Regions from separate parts of the Homo sapiens genome. Here region 2 is linked to region 1. The links are chromatin loops, found by intact Hi-C in ENCODE. Cell type or tissue: heart left ventricle. All regions are shown on one strand. Links, peaks and the distances in the headings refer to the core of each region. The heading gives the core; the rest is flanking DNA.

Region 1 (2,922 bases), core at 288-2,787:
AGTTTTTTTCCACCTTGTGACCTTGTTTGTATAAATGGGTTTCATTTTCTTGAGAACTTATGTATGTATCTTAGGAGAGAAAGCCCTGTGGAACAAGGACATCTCCACATTTATTTTTATTTTGACATGTAGTGTTATGGAGGCATCTTTTGCATAAGTCTTGTATCCCCCTCCCCTGTTAATTTTTGCTAATGACATGTACTCCCTGGACCAAATCTGGACTGTGAAAGATGAACCACAGGAAGGCAGGCTGTTTGGTGTTAGCATGCTCTGTGAGCAGCACTGAGACCTAGCTGTTGGCAGGAACCGGTTTGCTCAGAGTCTCTTGGTTGGTATTTCTAGGTGATGTTGTGACCTGAAGCTCGCAGAACCTCAGAGCATTCAAATGTGCGTGACAGGTTTGCTGAGTTGTTTGTGTATTAAATTAGCTGATGAAAAAGCTCAATGAATGGTAGCTATCACTACTTTTTAAAAATTAACTCTTAGTATGCTAGAAAATCAGAACACTGATGTGGTTTTTAATGTAAAATAGCTAAAAGAATTTTATTTGGCTCCCTTTGATCTGGTATCCCAGGAAGTTTGTGCCTGATGTGCCTCTTTTGCTTGAAGATGGTGTTGAATGTTTTTCTTGTCCTTTAAGGCCTTTCCAACTCTACTTGCAAAAAAACTTTGTGTTTCACAAAGAGAATTCCATCGTGCTCTGCTCCAGGATCCTGAGGCATGGGTAGGTAGGCCTGGGGCTGAGGGAATGACTTTAGTGTAACTGTAGGTTTTTCTTTCAGATTGTTATGCTCTTGTTCCAGACAGATATCCACTTTATATTTATGTTTTGACACATGGTACCATTTCTAATATCTTCTCATAAAAGTGATTCTGAATTTTATATGTTGGCAAAAATTAATTGTGATCTATATCATTACGTTGTGTTCTAGCCATCCACTAATCTGTGTAGACATTTCGTATTGATCTTAAGACAAACGTGTTGACACAGTTAGGTGTCTCTGAACCCTCACTTGTGGGGTGCAAGGGGATAGCTCCGTGACCAGTTGGGGCTTCTTGGTCACACTGTCTTCTGATGACAGCGAGAAGTGCCAACAAGGCTGTGAAAGAAGTTTGAGCCATCATCTGACTGCCACATGGAAAAGTGCTTTCTGTGTTCCTGACATTTTAAGCTCACCCATTATGTGAAGGAAACTGAATGTGTGATGTTAGCTTAACTAGAGCATGAGGAGACTAGACCTATTAGGTGTCTGTCTCTGTGACTCTTGTAGCTTCCCTGGTCAGGGCACCCAGATACTGGTGCTTCTGTAGGGAGATAGCACTTGGCAGGGCCAGGCCGTGCAGGAGAACTCTGAGCATCTGTCCAGCCAGGCTGAGGCCTTCTGTTGCCCTGCACCAGCAGGGCCCAGGCCCTCTTTGTTACACTATCAGAGACCCTCCCGGCTGTCTGTTCTCAGCCCTGTTGAGTTGGGGAGCAGATAGAAATGAAAAATTTACACATGCCAGATAGTTCTGCTGTGAATTTGATCTTTTCTTTTCTAAATTTAATGATTTATTTTCTTCCATTTTGGTTTATTTGCCTTTGCTCTTTCCTGTTGACACAGAAGTCAGTTTTTACTTAACGTTCTCTTTCTTTTCTCCTCCATAAAGGAAAACTCTACACCCCTGACAGTCAGGAACATGAGTGACACGTCATACCCTGGTATACTTGGTGTAAATGAACACCAATACATTTCCATCCTAGTCTCACCAACCTGCTGAAAGATGTAAAAAAAAATCATTCAGTGACTAGAACAGTTTGCTATCTTTCCAGGCTTTCATACGGAAGAAGCTCCAAACGTTCCTAGTGAAGTGAGGCCTTGGCACACCTCTCTGACAGCCTGTGAATACCCCATCCTATAGTGCTGGGCTTCCCCAGCCACCAAGCTGACTTGCCAGAGTCACCCTTTCTGTTGCTTGTGTGCTGCATTCTCACATATGTGTGAAACTGTCTGTAGCGTCGGCTCGGCTCTGCTGTGGTAGCAGGTGCCAATAGTTTGAAATAAGGGTCTGGGTTTGAATCCAGCTACCTTATTTGTGACTGTGGGTAGATTCCTTCTCTCTGAGCCTGGATTTTATCATTTTATCATTAGAGATTTATAGTGTGGAGGTGGGGATGAGATTGTGAGAGCGCCACAGGCTTCCTGCACAGTGCCCGGGTCACTGACTCTACTTCCCTGTGGCCGGTGCCTGTCTCAGCACGTCTCAGCGCAGTGTAAGTCAGTGAAATGTCTGGTTTACGTACATGGTTCCAGGTATCAGTTTAAGGTATTATTAGTTGTGTAAAATGAAACATAAATATATATAGAAGTATTCTAAAATGTTATCCATCTGTTCTTCAAAGCAAGGCATTTGTCATATTCTTTTTTTTTTTAATTGTAAAGTAATATATTTGTCCTATTGAAATATATTGGCCTTCTCAAAAACTGTTTCTTGTCAAGATGCTTTTCAGGCAGAATTTTAGATTTTACAGTATGATTGTTAGAAGGTTATATGGGCATCCAGATTATGACATTTATTTTTAGATTGATAATCTACATAGAACAACACTAAGGCTTGCAAGTGTAGGGTCTGTGTGATCTCAGGTGGCGCTGGCATGGTGCCTCGGCTCTCCAGTTTTAGTAGACAGGTGTGTCCCCTCCTTGCTTGGCACTTTCCTAACACTTGGCCTCCCCTGCCCCACCATCCTAGGTGCATGATCCTCTAGATCCTCTTACCCTCCAAGAGCCCCAGACACTCTAGGGACAGATACCCTGGGGATGGGTGCTTGTGGGTCTGCGTGGTTAATAAGCATTCCACATGAGCCTTTAAGCTTAACAACAGTTTGAGAACACTTATTGTTCTTTACATGCTATGGAAGATAAGCAAGAGTTGTGCCAATGT
Region 2 (2,922 bases), core at 204-2,703, 67 kb before region 1:
TGCCATCATGCCTGGCTAATCTTTGTATTTTTAGTAGAGGCGGGGTTTCACCATCTTGGCCAGGCTGGTCTTGAGCTCCTGACCTCGTGATCCACCTGCCTCGGCCTCCCAAAGTGCTGGGATTACGGGCGTGAGCCACTGCGCCTGGCCAGGAGAAATCTTTTTTGATTTAGAGATTATTTCTTTTACAGAGTAGTAATTGTATTTTTTTGTTCAGTAGTAGTAATTGTATTTCTTTAACCATTAGAAGTTGGTCTACATGGAAAGACAGCCAGAACAATGAAAATAATAATACTTTGGCCTATGTATTGACTAGTTTTGTGTAGGTCCTAAAATAGCCTAATTTGAACTTGGCTTTAGCTAGTTACTTGGACAGTGTTTCTTCTTGTGTGCCTTGGGTCATTATAACCTTTGAAACTTCAGTGAATGACTTATGTTTATTTTAAAATCTTAGTGGCATGAAGTCACTGGAGCTTTCATAAATGTTTCTGCTATATGACTTGTGGTATCAGTGTAAGGGTTTATAATAAAGTCCTTCAGATCTTCTGAATTTGCTTCCATTGGAATTTTGTTAAATAATGCTCTTACATAAAATGGCGTTCATGCTATAAGTCAGTGGAAGAATGTGAGGTTAGACTATGGTTTAGAATTTTCATGGTTAGCATAATTACATGTTTGTATTTAGAGATGATGGTCTCCCTTCATGTATACTTGATGGGGGAAGAGAATGAACTGGTATCAGACCAGGTGCTTGCTAGATCCTTTCTCACATATTCCATCTCATTTAATCCTCAGAGTGCTTTGTTACCCCATTTTTCATGTGTAAAAACAGGATCTAGTGATTAAGTGACATCTGGGGACAAGTCATTAGTAACCTCAAGACGGAAGTGGAGTGCTAAAGTCAAAGTTCAGCTTCTTTGTGTAAGAATACTTTGTGGGTGTGCCTACCTACAATTCTCACCCCCAGGTCAATTACGATAGCTAACTGCTTCAGCTATGTTTTCTAGTTAGGATAGGAACAGTCATGTTGCTATTCAGAAGAAAAATGTCCATCAGTAGATCCTGGACACTGACAGTACATCTTATTCTTAAGGACCTTTAATTGACTGGAAGATTTTTAAGGTTCAAAACTGACCATATTATACCTCAAACTAGTCACTGTATATATTTCTCTGTTGTACTACTTTTGTCACTAGTTTAATTCACATAGCATAATGTCTTCAAGCTTCTTTCATGTTGTAGATTGTGTCAGAATTTCCTTAACTTTTAAGGCTAAGTAATACTCCACTGTGTATATGTACCACATTTTGTTTATCCATTCATCCACTGGTGGATACTTGGGTTGCTTCCACTTTTTGACTATTGGGAATAATGAATAATGCTTCTATGAGCATAGTATACAAAGAGCTGTTCGAGTTCCTGCTTTCAGTTCTTTTGGGTATATACTCAGAAGTAGGATTGCTGGGTCATATGGTAATTCTGTTTTTCTTTTTAAGGAATGGCCATATATTTTCCACAGTGGCTGTGTAGGCCATATATTTTATGTCATAAGTTATATAATATATATTATTATAATATAGTTCCATTTTTTCACATTAATGTGATTGCACTATACGTTATTCAGCAGTTTGCTTTTTTATTTGTAAGAAATCTTTCCATGTCTATACTTAGAGCTCTAAGTCTTTTCAGTCCCTAAATAGTATTCCATAATTTATCCAACCCCGACAGATGGTATACACATGATATATACACACAGTAGAGCTAAAGGTATGCACATTTTAAAAGCCACGTAGGACCATAGAGTCAACATTACCAGAACTTCAGACTTTGCAAGAAAGCCAGAAACCCAGATTTTTAAAAAAATTATTCCATTTTAAAAATGCCAAGCGAAGGAAAACTTGGTTCTAAGTTAGCTTCAGCTCTTGTGCCACCAATTTGTTATTTGAGCACTGATCTTTATCAACAATTATCATGGTCATCTAAATCTCTTCCTTTTTTTTTTTTTTACTTTAAAATTAAACCTATCAAAAACCACTCTGTCTTTTCCTGTCTGCCTCCTTGAACCTTTTTCAATGATCAAAATGCTTCCATTTCCTGGGGTTACTGCAATATGATGTTTCCTTAAATGCCACAATCCTCTTGGCCACTTCCATAGTATATTCTTCATTATATACTTCTCAATATTACATATTTTGAGGTGAGTGCTAACCCACATGTTTATTTGACATCTCACCATTTCCAAGGCACAGCCTCACTGTCCTCAAACACTTCAGCACCTGGTTTTACATTCTTATATATTATTTATACTGTGTCCCATCAACACAGACACTGACTCTTCACCTCTCTCATCTGGCATCCTGATTCTGCAACTGGAGTGAATTTCTAATTGCACTTTAGATACTCCAGAGCTTGGACCGTATAATTAGTGAGAAAAGTGACCCCACCTTTAACACTTCTGAACGCTGTGTCCCTGTCACTCCTTGCCGCTCCCACCGTCTGTCCCCTGCTTGCCTTCCGCCATTTCTCTTTTCCCATTCTGTTGGCTTCCTTTTTAGCTGTAACTAGCTTGAACTTCATGATCATTCACTTCAGAGTTACACCCTCTACCACCATAGAGTCATGCTTGGTATTCCAGCATCCCATCCTCCCAGTCCCTAGAATAATGACACACCAGGCCAATTCTGGCTCAGTAGTCTCCTACTTAACTGTTATACTCTTCCTTTTTTCCAGTACCCCCAACATTTGAATTCACCATATTTATCCAAAAGGTCGAAGAAATGCTTTGCAAACCCTTCAGTGGGTTGTGAAACCAAATTATTGGATGTTTGCCATTACTTAAAAATAACGGAGTAAAATAGAATGAAAAATAGAATGCAAGGCATATACTATAGGTAAATTCCATGTCATTACACTTTTGTATTA

The links. Hi-C counts contacts between places; a loop is a spot of excess contacts. Peaks named below come from ENCODE experiments on the same cell type or tissue, not always from the same donor. Only the 100,000 strongest peaks of a DNase experiment are listed, where the experiment ranks them.
Region 2: it touches region 1 in a loop (2.9-fold over the local background); 21 of 110 quality-filtered maps call a loop at or near these places.

Annotation. Positions count from the first base shown.
Region 1 is chr9:93,522,640-93,525,561 of GRCh38, forward strand. All of the region lies in intron 7 of FAM120A (family with sequence similarity 120 member A), which reads left to right. Among named protein-coding and RNA genes, the nearest start is that of PHF2, 52 kb to the right of the region's middle. In heart left ventricle, for the core only: no CTCF peak of the experiment used is centred there; a DNase peak (open chromatin) is centred at 1,349; H3K27ac peaks cover 190 bases.
Region 2 is chr9:93,455,811-93,458,732 of GRCh38, forward strand. All of the region lies in intron 1 of FAM120A (family with sequence similarity 120 member A), which reads left to right. Among named protein-coding and RNA genes, the nearest start is that of FAM120AOS, 3.7 kb to the left of the region's middle. In heart left ventricle, for the core only: no CTCF peak of the experiment used is centred there; no DNase peak of the experiment used is centred there; H3K27ac peaks cover 382 bases.